2 separate regions of the Homo sapiens genome follow, and region 1 is linked to region 2. Evidence: chromatin contacts called from ENCODE Hi-C or POLR2A ChIA-PET data. All regions are on one chromosome and are shown on one strand. The core of a region is the stretch at or near the end of the contact, and the rest is flanking DNA. Distances in the headings are between cores, read along the strand shown. Region 1 overlaps HTRA1 (HtrA serine peptidase 1). Region 2 has its middle 32 kb from the start of PLEKHA1.

Evidence for each region. Hi-C counts contacts between places; a loop is a spot of excess contacts on that map. ChIA-PET counts read pairs that join two places held with the same protein, here RNA polymerase II (POLR2A). Pooled maps may share reads with other maps.
Region 1: a pooled map shows a loop between it and region 2 (3-fold over the local background). The contact joins two enhancer-like sites. A Hi-C loop is called at or near these places in 2 of 50 pooled maps. POLR2A ChIA-PET finds 5 or more read pairs at or near these places in 3 of 52 experiments (OCI-LY7, PC-9 and activated CD8-positive, alpha-beta T cell).

What each region holds. Positions count from the first base shown.
Region 1 is chr10:122,488,175-122,495,164 of GRCh38, reverse strand. HTRA1 (HtrA serine peptidase 1) reads right to left here. Exons shown (of 9, transcript NM_002775.5): 2 at 6,164-6,263; 3 at 5,539-5,743. Among named protein-coding and RNA genes, the nearest start is that of HTRA1, 30 kb to the right of the region's middle. RefSeq lists an enhancer at 1-708. Within about 2 kb of position 3,749, at least 4 of the 41 ENCODE cell types and tissues checked have a DNase peak (open chromatin) inside an H3K27ac peak, as active enhancers do.
Region 2 is chr10:122,339,402-122,346,388 of GRCh38, reverse strand. It overlaps the pseudogene RNU6-728P. Among named protein-coding and RNA genes, the nearest start is that of PLEKHA1, 32 kb to the left of the region's middle. Within about 2 kb of position 5,033, at least 7 of the 41 ENCODE cell types and tissues checked have a DNase peak (open chromatin) inside an H3K27ac peak, as active enhancers do.

The DNA of each region.
Region 1 (6,990 bases), core at 2,500-4,999, 150 kb before region 2:
ATGAGGATGAGTGACAGATGACTCCAGAAGAGGGCAGCGGGTGAGCCCAGGCCCTGTGTTCTCTGATTCGCTTTTGGACGAGCTCAGGCCACTGAGTCAGCGCATCTGACCATCCGGTTGCCTGAGGAGAACCGGCGTGAGTCATGGCAAGCACCACCCCAGTCCACTCCCCGCCACTGCCATGTCCCGGGGGGCTGCCTGAACCCCCTCACTCAGCTGACTCAGGGAAGATTCACCATGCGCAGGGCCAAGTTCTGGTGGCCTGGAGAAGAGTGGCCTGCTCAGCAGCTCCCGGGACATGTAAAAGGCCCCAGGCCCCTCACCCGCAGTGACCCCCGTCTGAACTTGATGAGGATCAGGGGTGTCGGCCTTCCTTCTCACTGCACCAGCCAGCTCAGCAGTAAGAGGACCCTCTGCAAACACAGCGGCCCCAGCGCCCAGAGGGCTCCCTCTGTGGCCACTTCAAACAGGTCTGTGGGTGCCATCTGGCCCAAAGGTGGCCGTGGGGTTGGGGGGGTGGCGCAGGCCTACAGGGGAGGGAGGAAAACCACCTCACAAGCCTCAACAAGGCCGTTTCCAAATATTTACCTGGTTGTTGGCGTCAGGGAAAAGCACCCACGGGAAAGCTCACTGTTTCACCAGCGCTTTCCGTTACCAAAGACCATAGACCTGCTGTAGCCCTGACAGGACCACGTGTCCATCAAACTCCAAGCAGGCAAAGCCGGGAGGCAGGGGCATCTGCAGCCAGCCTTCTGCAGGGTCATTTCCTCATTGAATATAGGAGGGAAGCTCGATGCAGGAGCCCCGGGTGCCTTCCCCTCAATTCCATCCATGTGGCGGGTGCCCTTGCTTCCTCCGGGGCAGACAGCTGTGAACGTCCTACTCTGAACAAGGTTGCCAAGCACCTCCTACCTGAGGACCGACAGCCGGATGTGCCCCCAACCCCGCAGTCCAGCTGCAGAGATGAACTTCATTTGACAAATGAGTGAGGCGACTCTAAATTGTGATAAATAGACGAGGAGGGAAAAACCAAGAGTGGAATGCAGTTGTCCCTGGGGTGATGTGTCCCCAAAGTGAGGCAGTGGAGTTGAGGGGACTGGGGCATGGGGCGCTACCTCACACAGCGGGGTGGGGAGAGATGTCTAAGGCAGAATTTAATCAGAGGCCTGAAGGACAGGAAGGTTGGCTGCATGAGGAGCTGGAGAGGGGCGCTCCTGGGAGGGGAACAGCCAAGGCCCCAGGGGACAGCCCTGGCCTGTGGGAAGCAACCAAGGAAGGGGTGTCTGAGCAGAGCAGGTGGGGGTGGAGAAAGGAGGGGAGGAGGGGAAGGGGAGGAGGGGCAGAGAGAGTGAGGGGTGCCCAATCAGGTGGGGCCCTCAAGGTCCTGGTAAGGAGTTCAGATCTCTCTCAGAACAGCAGGAAATCTGCAAAGGCTGTATATAAGATGGGAAGGACATGATTCCAAAGATGCTTTTCTCCAAGTTTCTTAATCAGCACAGCTGGACAAATAGCTGTAGCTAAAGTAACTTTCCCTCCTACCTTCTTCAATACATCCCATTACCTCTGCCTTGTACTCCAGCCTGAAGAAACCAAACTGCTCTCTTTTTACTTTTCTCTCTCCCTGTCCCCACCCCTGCCCCAAACTGCTCAGGAAAAAAAAACCCCGCAGGGACAAAATGCCACCATTGGATGAAAGCTTGACATATGCTGCGCACAGCCAGTGGCTCATGTTAAACGCATTTGGAAAGAGTTTGTAACTGAAGCTGAACTAGTCTGCCCTCAAAGCTGCTTTCTATTAACATGTTTACACGCACACTGTCCCGACTTTCTGCAGCTGGGATTCCCTCCCCAGGCAGGCTGGCCCCAGTCGTGGGTCCCAAGGAGAGGGGAATTTCAGATTTGGGCAGAAGCACAGAAAGGGATGCCTGGCCGGGGCTGCAGGTGGACACCTTCTCACCTCCTGCTTGGAGGGAGACAGCAGGGCAGGCAAGAGGGGGCTGGTCCGTGATTGTCTCCCAAAAGCTCTTCCGGGTCCCAAGACTCAGCAGGCAAAGTGAGCGCACATGTGTCTGCTCAGCAGTGAGAAGCAGAAAAGGAGTCATTTGGTCACAAGCCCAGAAACATCTCTGGCAACTTCAAGCCACTGGAGATGTGAGGGGAGCTCCAAGAATGGGAGGAAAAGCAGATATTAAACTGGACTCACAAAGTGCAAGAACTCAGGCAGTGCTGGGGGCTCAACAGCAGGGGCTACAGCAGCTTCACCATGTTAGTCTCTGTGGGTGGCATCCAGCTTCACTTTGCGATTCCAAGGGGAGCCTCTGCTTGCCCTAACTGGGTCCTGTGTCCACTCCTTGGCCACAGAGGGTAGGACACCATGACTGATGGTCCCACCTACGCTGTCCGATGATGGACATGTGAAATGCCGGCTGTTGCTGCCAGAAAAGGGGGTAGGTGAGTGGCAAGTGGACAATGACCACAGATGTCCGTGGCAATTCTTATTTCACTGAAAGTCTCAAGAATATCACGTTTACAGCCACGCGCAATGGCTCACACCTGTAATCCCAGCACTTTGGGAGGCTGAGGCAGGTGGATCACCTGAGGTCAGGAGTTTGAGACCAGCCTGGCCAACATGGCAAAACCCGGTCTCTACTAAAAATACAAAAAGTAGCCAGGCATGGTGGTGCACGCCTGTAGTCCCAGCCACTCAGGAGGCTGAGGCAGGAGAATCACTTGAGTCCTGGAGGTGGAGGTTGCAGTGAGCGGAGATGGCGCCACTGCACTCCAGCCTGGGCAACAGTAAAACTCTGTCTCAAAACATAAAAATAAAATGAAATAAACATGTTTATGAAGGACAACGGGGGCCCCTCCAAGTGAAATCAGGATGCCAGGGGAGGAGCTGGGCCCAGATGATAAGCCACCGAGTTAGTCACTGGGCCCACGGACGCGGCAGGCAGTCTCACCAGCTTCACTGGGTTACTCTTAAATGGCTTTGCAGGAGGCTGGGCCACAGTCTCATATGACAAGGAGCCGTGTAGGTGATTTTCATTCCTCAAGCACAGTTTCTGCTGGTTCTGTTCTGCCTTCTCGGTTTTCCTGATCTCTTTCATCCTCTTTGTTATCCCTAAGATGACACAAAGCAAGGCCAGCCAGAGCTTCCCCCGAAATAACCCATCATCAAAACAAGGGAACAAAAGAGAAAAAGCTGGAAGAGATGCTGTTACTCTCCCTACTTTCAACTACTATCAGCAAAAAAAAGCAGTTTAGTCAGTGGAAACCAGTCTTTTGTGTGGGTGTCTGCAATTTAATATCCTTTCATTTCCAATTCCATTTTGAAAAGCCACATCAGTTCAATTTTAAATTTCAAGCACCCTTTCTTGGGGGGCTTGAAACACATGTCAAACAGCATGCTGCTGGCTGAAGAGCTAAACTCCCAAGACAGCAGGAGTCAGGTCAGACACACTCTGCAAAGCTCGTCTATTGAGATCGTTCACGTCTTGCCAGGACATGCCAGGGATGGCACGAGGAGACAGTCTCCACCTTGGCTCAAAATTGGAAAAGAATATCCCCCGGCCAGAAGCAGCCGCACGGTATGTGCCCACGCATTCCAAACACGAAGTTACGCAGTGGGGGCGGCGTCCAGGCCAGCGCCTCGCCTGCACACAGCCCATGCCCTGCTGCTGGCTGCCTCCCAAAGCTCCATGAGGCTGAACAGGTCCCACGCGTGGCCACAGGCTGTGCTATTCTGACTGGCTCCTTCCGGTGAGACTACCACATCCTGGATACCTTTCTAGCAGCCTGTTCCTAAACCAGATGCACCCGCCTTCCCATGGGCTGTTTAAGGTCAAGCTGTCCCATCAAACCACGGGGCCGGCCTCTATCCCTCCAGCAGTAGCCATGGGCTGCCTTAGGAGGGCAGGGTCATGAGGTGTTTGCTGTGTGGCCTCACACAGGTTACTAGACTTCTCTGAGCCCCTGTTTCTTCTTCTCTAAAATGGGGATAACACAGCTATTATGCAGATTAGGTGAAAAAGAATGAAGGCAGAGGCTGGCCCAATAATCCTGTGACCAATAAACACACTTTGAAAGATTAGTTGTCGCTAGAAATTCCACAGTGACCTAATAGAAATAACACACAACTGCAGCCTCACTCAAGGCCAGTTACACACACCGGGCACAGAGCCTATATCTACCCAGAGCCTCTTCGGCCATGCCTGGCCACCCAGCCATAGAGAAGCTACAGGAACATCGGGGAAGGAGGGTAGTAAATGTGTTAGCTGGTGGTTTTCTGAAGACTGGCCGTAAAGGAGCCTGAGCTGGGCAGCAACTTGATGTTATAAAAAGACGGAGAAGGAGACCCGGAATCCTACCACCCAAACAGCACACGCAGAGTTGTTTCCAGAAGGAGGTGTAACCAGCGTGCCACTGAACAGCACAAACAGCCAGATTAATTCCACGCTTGTCTGGAATTACTCAGCCCACACCCAGGTAAAGCGAGGCAAGCAGAGGGCTGGACAAGAGACCCCACCTGGCTCAGCCTCTGGTCTTTTCCTTGGTCAGAGGCAGGATTCCAGCCTCCTCTGATTGTTCCCTCCATCTGAAGTCTAGAAAATTATAAGGATGTGAAGAAACTGGAAACCACGCTTTCACTGAACATGCCACACAGCAAACAAAACCTCTCTCATCGACGTGTCGAGTGGGGGTTTTTGATGAGTCAGTAAGAAATGGATATTGTCCCAGACATGAAGACTTTGCTAAGCAAATCAACAGAGCAAAAATGATTGCAAAGAGAATATTTAAATAGAAAGCATTTTCAAATACAGCATTTCCCAAACTGATTTTGGTATGTCTCAGTTCTGCCTGCCCCCACAAAAAGCTGTATACTCAAATGATTATAATTTGGGCAAATAGTTCAGTCAACACCCTTTTGTAGGCAAGCCACGTGCACACTAGCATACTAAAAGCTCTGAGAAGGTCTGGAAAGAAGAAATCCATTAGCTCTGTTTTAATTCAAGTTTTCCAAGATGTTTAAAGTACGAAACATTCTTTTGAAACACATCTCATAACCCCGCAAAACCCCAATTTGGGAGAGCTGGTTTGTTTTCAAAGTAACTGTTGACAAGTTAAGGATGGCTCAGTCTAAAACCCAGTAAATTCTATGTTCATTGTGAACGCATGATGTATCTGTGGAGGATAAATAAAATCTGTAACAAGAGTTGCCACAGGATTGGGAATGGGAAGGAGAATCAATTTTCACTACTTACCTACTAATTTCTTTACAAATCTATTGCTTTCTTTGACAAACATTTAAAACATTATTTTAAAAACTTTTATCTGGCTCCTTACAGAAGTTTTCCTGAGCCCCTTCCTCTCCCACACCCCCAGGCCATACTCAGCATCTCCTCAAGGCCCTCCTGTGACTGGCTCAGACTGGCTTCAGTGCCCCCCGAGAATCAGCTGCAATCAGAGAGCTCTGGTGCCTTTGCCAAGGGTGTTCCGGGGCATCTGAGAACTCACCTCTGCAGGCGAGAACACCCTTACCTGGTGGTCAATTTTGATGAGTGCGATGTCTGCTTTCTCATCCACATCCTTGATTTTGGCTTCGTAAGTGGCACCGTTCTTCAGCTCAACTTTGACCCGGTGCTTGTTGGTCACCACGTGGGCATTTGTCACGATCAGTCCATCTTCCGACACAATAAACCCAGACCCACTAGCCACCGGCACCTCTCGTTTAGAAAACGGAAGCCTAAAATCCAAAGGAGTACACACTTAAGCCTGTAGCACCTTAAAATGAACGCTTCAACGCATTGATTAATGGGTTGTGCAACAGCCACACACACCTAGCCATCGCTCCTTTATATATCGGGCTTAGCATTTAAACACTAAACATCCTGCCAATTTTTTGCATGCATCAAAAACTTCCACTTACAAAATATTCTTAGAGAATCTCTTCAGAGCCCGAGGTTCTTTAAACATTCAGAAGGGTCAAGAATGTAGATTTATATAGTCGAATAGGGAAAATGTTCTAAGGGAGACACACTTATCTTAAGTAGGAAGATATTCAGTGACACTTTGACACTTTAATGTATCTCAAAAATAGCTCTCATGTTTTGCTAGTGGCGGTGAAAGCTTCGGAGGTTATAGGAAAAAGGAAGGCTCTCTTTACTTGCGAAACAATTCGATATGAACCACGGCAGGGGCGATCTTCTCCACCACGTCCGCGATAAAGTTATATTTATGGCGCAAACTGTTGGGATCTTCCTGCCCTGAGAACAAAAGCAAAGAATAGATACTTAATGACACTCTGCTGTGGCCACCTAGAGAAAGACATGGGTTAGAGGAAGCCAAGATGCATGCCCAGCCTTTGGAATTCTGAAGGCGGAGTGAGCGCAATTCCCCCACCTGGGCTCAGCTGCAAATGTCCATCCACCTCCCAAGGGAGTGCCCACCCAGGTAAGGCAGTAAAATCCACTAATGATAACCTCTTTGCTCAGGTTCACCACAAAAACGTTGAGCAGAGGCACCAGCAAATGCTTCAACCTCACACCAGCCTTTCCAAGAAGCTGATGGCCCAAGTTTGTTTTTTGTTTTTTTTCAGTTTATTTTTAGATGGAGTCGCACTCTGTCACCCAGGCTGGAGTGCAATGGCGCAATCTTGGCTCATCACAACCTCCACCTCTCCGGTTCAAGCGATTCTTCTGCCTCAGCCTACTGAGTAACTGGGATTACAGGCACCCACCACCTTTGTATTTTTGTATTTTTACTAGGGACCGGGTTTCACCACGTTGGCCAGGCTGGTCTCGAACTCCTGACCTCAGGTGATCCACCTGCCTCGGCCTCCCAAAGTGCTAGGATTACAGGCGTAAGCCACCACACCCAGCCAAGGGTCCCTTTTTGATGTGGCATCACCCTCTGCCTGCGTCCCTTCCCTGAGTCCCCACCATTACAAAGAAGCAACAACCCTCCTGAGAAACACCGCAGGAGCAAAGAGCA
Region 2 (6,987 bases), core at 3,784-6,283:
TGGGGCCTTCTCCCGTGTTTTTTAAAGGTACCAGGCTCACTTTCACATGTTGTCTGGGCTTGAATCTTCTCCTGAGCCCCCAATTCCTCCTTTTTTTTTTTTTTCAAAAAAGCCCCAGTTTTATTGAGATAGAATTAATGTATCATACAATTCGCCCACTTAAGTGTACAGTTTAGTGGTTTCCAGCATATTCACAGAGTTGTCCAGCCATCACCATTGTTCAATTTTAAAACATTTTCATCACCTGAAATGGAAACCCTGTGCCCTTTAGTGGCCATCCTCTTATCTTCCAGCCCTAAGCAACCACGAATCTACTTTCTGTCTGTAGACATTCCTCCTCTGGACATTTCGTATGAATGGAGTTATATAATACGTGTTTTTCTGTGACTGCCTTCTTTCACTTAGCATGATCTTTTTAAGGTTTATCCATGTAGCACGTGCCAGTCCTACATTCCTTTTTAGGGCTGAGTAATGTTCTATTGCATGGATAGACCACACTTTGTTTATCCATGCATCCACTGATGGACATTTAGGTTGTTTCCATTTCTCTTTTTTTCTTTTTCTTTTACTTTTTTTTTAATTTAAAAAATTTATTAAAAACATGGAACATTTCACAAATTTGTATGTCATCTTTTTGCAGGGGTGATGCTAATCTCTGTATCATTCCAATTTTAGTATATCTGCTACCAAAGTGAGCATTTTATTTTATTTTTTGTAAAGGACGGTCTCATTCTGTCACCCAGGCTGGAGTCCAGTAGTGTGATCATGGGTCACTGCAGACTCCACTTCCTGGGCTCAAGTGATCCTCCCACCTCAGCCTCCCAAGCAGCTGGGACTACAGGCATGAGCCAACCCCCTTTCTACAGGCGCCTCACCCCTTTTGCAGGTGCACGCCATCGCTCCTGGCTAATTTCCATGTTTTGCCTGTTGTGAATAATACTGCTACGAACATTCGTGTTCACGTTTCTGGGAGGGCATATATTTTCATTTTCTCTGGGGTATGTAACTAGAGGTGAGAATTGCTGGGTCACATGGTACTGTACGTTAATTGTTTGAGGAGCCACCAGTTTTCCAAAGCAGCTGCACCATTTCACCCTCCCACTAGCAGCATATGAGTAGTCGTTTCTCTACATCCTCACCTAAACCTGTTTCAATTCCCACTCCGACTTCAGCTCTCTGTGTAAGCGTTGCTTCCCCTGGGAGGGCTCTCCTTGGGCCTTGATCCCCACACCAGGATCTAGGTCAGCTTTCTTTGCTTTATGCTCTCTGGAAACAGTGCTCCAGGCAACTGTGCTCTTCAGGGCACACAGGCATTCTTTAGTGCATATTCCACTAATAACTGTCTTTCCCCACACACTGTAGGCTCTGAGATGGCGGAGACTGTGTGTTTTGTTCACCTTCACAACCTCACCCGAAGCCTGGCCTGCAGCAGCTCACTGTAAATCTGTGGTGTGAGTAAAGTCAAGGAATGAAAGCACAAAGGTCACATGACTCATTCAAAGTCACAGAGCTCAAAGTCATGAGGAGCAGCCATAGGAGCCCTTTGTCCCACATCTGCCAAGCCCACAGGGCAGCCACTAGCCATTGAGTCCACGGAGCACTTGAAACGCGGCTTGGCCGACTCTGGGCACACCGCCTGTGAGTTAGTGCTCCTCTGCAAGGAGGAGTTAAAAAAAAAAAAAGGAAGAAAGAAACATGGCTAGAGTGACAAAGAGTGAAATTTTAAATTTTATTTCATTTTCATTTATTTAAATTTAAGTGGTTAGCGCAAGTAGAAGGAGCAAGATAAGAATAATATCAATACAGAGCTGAACTCCGCTTCCCCAGCATGGGAACCTTCCTGTTCCACAGCACGACTTTCTCCAGAAAGAAGTCTGAGGTGGCCTCAGGCTGAGCCACAGGCATGGGCACAGCCTGCCACTGAGGCTCCACTCATCGGGGGCCTGGGAAGAGACTGAGAGGCTCGGAACCCTAGAGAGTCTGCAAAGCCAGGAAGCATCCAGTTCTGGTTTCATGTTGGGTGCTGTCGTTACCTTGCTTCTTCTACTTAAGCTTATGGCAATTTAAATTTAAATTAATTAAAATGAAATAAAATTGAAAACTCAGTTTCTCAGTTAGCTCCAACCCCATTTGAAGTGCTCAAAGGCCACGCATGACTAACGGCTACATCGGATACCACATCGGATACCACATCAGATACCACATCGGATGGAGCAGATGTGGGACATTCCCATCATTGCGGAAAGTTCAGTTGGCTGGTGCTGCCCTCAGGGTCTGTCTCACAGAGGTTTCTTCTGTCTCTCTCTCCTCCAGGAGAACCTCCTTCTATACCCGCCAGCTCTCAAGGCCTCAGGGCCCAGAGGCCCAATTCCCCATATCCTACACCTACCCCCGTGTGCAAGCAGGGCCTGGGACTTCTGGTACCCAGGTCATCCCTGGGAAGCTCACTCTTCTCCCCAACAGCATGGCGAACCCCAAACAGTAGCCTAGGCTTACAAGAGCAAGAACAAACTCTCTCCTCCCCGGTATTACAAGATGCTCCAGTCTCCCGGATGCAAAACCCTATAAAGAGGGGCGAGGAAAAACCTTCTCCTACTCTTTCCAATTCATTCCCATTCTGATGAGCCCACGGGAAAATAAGACAGTTCCTTTCCCCAGATCCTCCTCCTTCTGGTTCACAGGCTCAACAACTCACATCTGTTCTTTCGTATTCACAGAATTTGAGAATCTGATGATTGCAGCTGGAAAGACTGCAGAGAGCACCTGGGTCAACCTTTTCATTTTGCATAAAGGGAAATAGGCCCAGAGAAAGAAAAGGGACTGTCCCAAGATCGCACAGCAACCATTTTGACCTTCAACAAGTACTCCCTGACTCCAAGCAATAAGGGTGAAAAAATAAGGAATAAATTGTATAAAGCACGTATTATGTGGTAGGTGCTTTACAAAAAACATCAACTTATTTAATTTTTACCATGAGTTTGATTGCCTATCTCAGATCAGTCTCTGAGGCTCAGAGAGGTTAGATGGCTTGCCTAAGGCCATACAGCTGATAAGGGGCAGCGCTGAGACTCAAACCCAGGTCAGTTGTACTCTAGAACCCGAAAGACTTGGTGTGCACCAAATGAGTCCAGGGCCATCTCCCCCGTTGGAGGGGAGGGGATAGGAGGTGAGCGGCTAGGAGGTGAGCCAGAAGGGCATCAGGAGAAGTGAACGAGGCGTTTCAGACATGGCACATAAGAGGTTTCGTTAACCAGTGCTCATGGCCACTGCTTTGGGCATTGGGACTTTGGGCTTTAAAATTCAAGTTCTCCCTTGAATCTCTACGAATTTCTCCCTTGTAAGAAAAGCTTGTAAAATTATTTTAAGATTTTTTTGTCTCAAGACTAACACTTCTCAAGTTCAGAGATTTTATGATGTGCATACTGTGGATGTTTGGATAAACAGAGCCTCTCCCAGGACGAACAGCTCCACTTTCAACCACAAAGCAAGGGGACTCCCTGCTGTAAAACGAGTTTTTAGGTTGCAAATTTTTGCCACTAAAATTTTTGAGGTGGACCATGCCCCCTAGTGGAAAGGGGTGGACTGTGAATTATGGCTCACCCACAGGAGGGGCCTCATTACTAAGTTCTGTTTATTTCATATTCTAGGAAATCAGTTTTGCTTTGTTTCGAATCAGCCAGTGTGGTGAAATCAATTCACAGGTTTTTTGTTATTGTTTGGATTTTGTTTTGGCACTGGGTAAGGAAGACAATTGGGTGTATGGAGCACAGTAAGAAACCCTGCTGTGGAATTGACACACAGATCAGTTTCTGGATGTGATCCACAGACACCCTGCATCAGCATCCCCCAGGAAGCCTGTTATAGTGCAGATTTCTGAGTGTCTCTCAGACTTCAAAATCAGCCTCTCTCAGCCGGGGCCCAGGATCTGCGCAAGCACAAAGTCCCAGGTAATTCAGATGCATATTCAGTCCTAGAGCCATGAGGCTGGAACACCACCTGTGTACCGTTTCCCTCCATCCCCACCTACAAGGACAGCCCCCCATCCTTCCAGGCCCAGGTACGTGCCACTCTCCCACCCTTGCCCCTGCTCAAGTCCCCATCATAATCGAATGAGATATCATATGAGGCACACCCTGCACACCGCAGCCAGGCGCGTAGCATATGCTCCGTGCGCATTGCTTTTGAACAGATAGGTGTTCAAGAAATACTTGAATGAAACACCCTAAAACATTTCCACTCTTCTCAGTGGGCCATCAGGGGAAATAGAAACAGATAGGCCTGTGGCCAGGCCTGAGCTGGACTCCCAACTCTGCCACACTGAGGAGACTTGGATGAATAAATTTACTTTCTCTGGGCCCAGACTGGAGTGCAGTGGTGCAATCTCAGGTCACTGCAACCTCCACCTTCCTGGTTCAAGCAATCCTCCCACCTCAGCCTCCCAAGTAGCCGGGATCACAGACATGCATCACCAAACCCAGCTAATTTTTGTATTTTTAGTAGAGACAGGGTTTCACCATGTTGGCCAGGCTGGTCTTGAACTCTTAACCTCAGGTGATCCACCCACCTTGGCCTCCCAAAGTACTGAGATTACAGGTGTGAGCCACCATGCCCGGCCTCAGCTTCCTTCTTATCAGACATGGAAAATACACCTACTTCATGGGGTCGGGAGGATTCAGTGAGACGGTGCTTACCAAGCATTTTCCCACCAGAATCATTACTCCACCTTGCTGGGGCTCCATTTCCCCCTTGTACAATTAGGAGGTGGAAATGACATCACAGGGCCCCTCCCTGACACTCCAAGTCCTACTGTCTCTAGTACCTTCCTGTTGCCCAAGAGGAAGGGGAGGCAGCCCAATCCTTCAATCCTTCCCTTTTCCTTTTGGGGCTGCCTTCCTCCTGCCACCCCAGCCCCCCGCAGGTTTTGGGGCTGCCTTCCTCCTGCCCGCCCCAGCCCCTCCCTAACATTCCCCACTCTGCTTTACTGCTCACCTTACAGACACATTTTTGGCATCGCTCCTTGGCAAGTTTCTCCCACTCTTGCAAACTCCTGGCGCATGAGTTTACGTATTTCAAATACCTAACCGTTGTTTCCCCTAGAGACCGGGCAATCATTCATGTTTCAGAGACGCTTCCAAACAACCTCTCCTCTCTTAGACATCTGCAGATTTGCTTGTCAGTGTTTTTAGTTCTTGTCATCCCTGTTATCCTACAGAACTGTGGTAAAATGCCACAAGGTTGCATTTTTTCTTGAGCCAGTAACACCAAGCCCCCAGGCGTCTGCACAGGGACTGGTCCATAAAGAGGCCTTACATACAGTGCTGCCTGCGGGGCTCACAGCCCCTGAGAGGGAGGCAGAGGGGTAAGTTTATGTCCCTTTTAAAGATAAGAAAATGACAGTCATGGAAGGTAAGTGACAAGTGACTTTTCTGATGCCCCGCAATTTGAAGGTGAAACAAATACACCATCTCCTTCCTCCGCAAACACTGTGCTCGCTATGAAAGAAATCATCCTGTTATCCTGTTTAACTTCCCCCGCATTCCCTGCTTTTTTTTTTTCTTTTTTTTTTTTTTTTAATTGAGACAGGGTTTTGCTCTGTTGCCCAGGCTGGAGTGCAGTGGCACAACCGCAGCTCACTGCAGCCTCAACTGCCTGGGCTCAAATGATCCTCCCACCCCAGCCTCTCAAGTAGCTGGGACTACAGCTGCCCACCACCATGCCCGGCTGAGTTTTATATCTTTTGTAGAGATGGGGTTTCACCATGTTGCCCAAGCTGGTCTTGAACTCCTGGGCTCGAGGGATCCACCCACCTCAGCATCCCAAAGTGTTGGGATTACAGGCATGAGCCACTACACCCTGCCATCCTGTTTAGCTCTCTCAAGAGAAGAATGAGGCTCTGAACTGCAAATCCCATTTTAAATGGAAAGAAAACTATAAATGCACCTAAAATTCCTCCTGGAAGGTCGCCTACCAAACATCTCAGTGTCAGCAGTCCCAGGCTGTTTGATTTTCTTCTTTGTATTTTCTCCCTTTTCTGTGACAACATGTATTATTTTATTGAAGTAACGTTTAGTTTTTAAAAAGTAAAAAAGTGAAACCATCATGTTATTTGAAAATAAACTACATCTCCCGGTGAAAACCTGGATGAATCTCTTAAATGTGATGTTGAACAAAAGCGTGCAGGCATGAAAGAGTGTGCACTGTCAGATTGTTTGCAAGATATTCAAACTAAAGGGCCAAACTAATTCATGGAGATGGACGTCGGTGTTGTATTCACCTTGGGGGGTCCACTGGGGGTGTCTGGGGTGCTGGTTATGTTCTTTTTGTTTTTGATCTGGGTGCTGGTTATATGGGTGTGTTCACCTCATGACAATTCACCAAGCTCTATCATAAATTTGTGTGGGTTGATTTTGGTTTTTTAAAACATTGAATCAAAATACTATTTATCTGTATTACTAAGTATTTCGGTGCCCCTTTAGGTTATATGCCCGAGCAAGTGCCTCGCTTGCCTCACCCTAGACCCCGCCCGGCAGGGATGGGAAGAATCATTGAGGCTGTGTTATCCAATCATCCACCCCACTGAGCCACATCTGCCAACTCATCAAAACCCTTTACATTAGGGACTAACCTGGAAACATAAACTAGTCTAGGGGTTTCAAACAATCAATATAATACAGAGAACTGGTTCCCAGATGAAGTAAAACTCAAGAAGCTAAGCAGGGAATGAGACGACCCAGAGACTGCAGTGAAGGAAGTCCTCACTGCCCCAGAGCCTGGAGGGACACAGGGACGAGGTGGTATCAGAACCAGAAGCAGGGACCTTTGATGGGTGCTGAAACCCTGGCAGGAGGCTATGGGCATGAGCTGGGGCACAAGCTGGGCAGCGGAGGAAGGAGACACAGTTACTGCTGGAAAACGTCCTCTGAGCCCAGAGGGTACAAACTACCCAGGCCTCTCCTGTTCTCTCTCTTCCAAGCTCCCATCTCCACC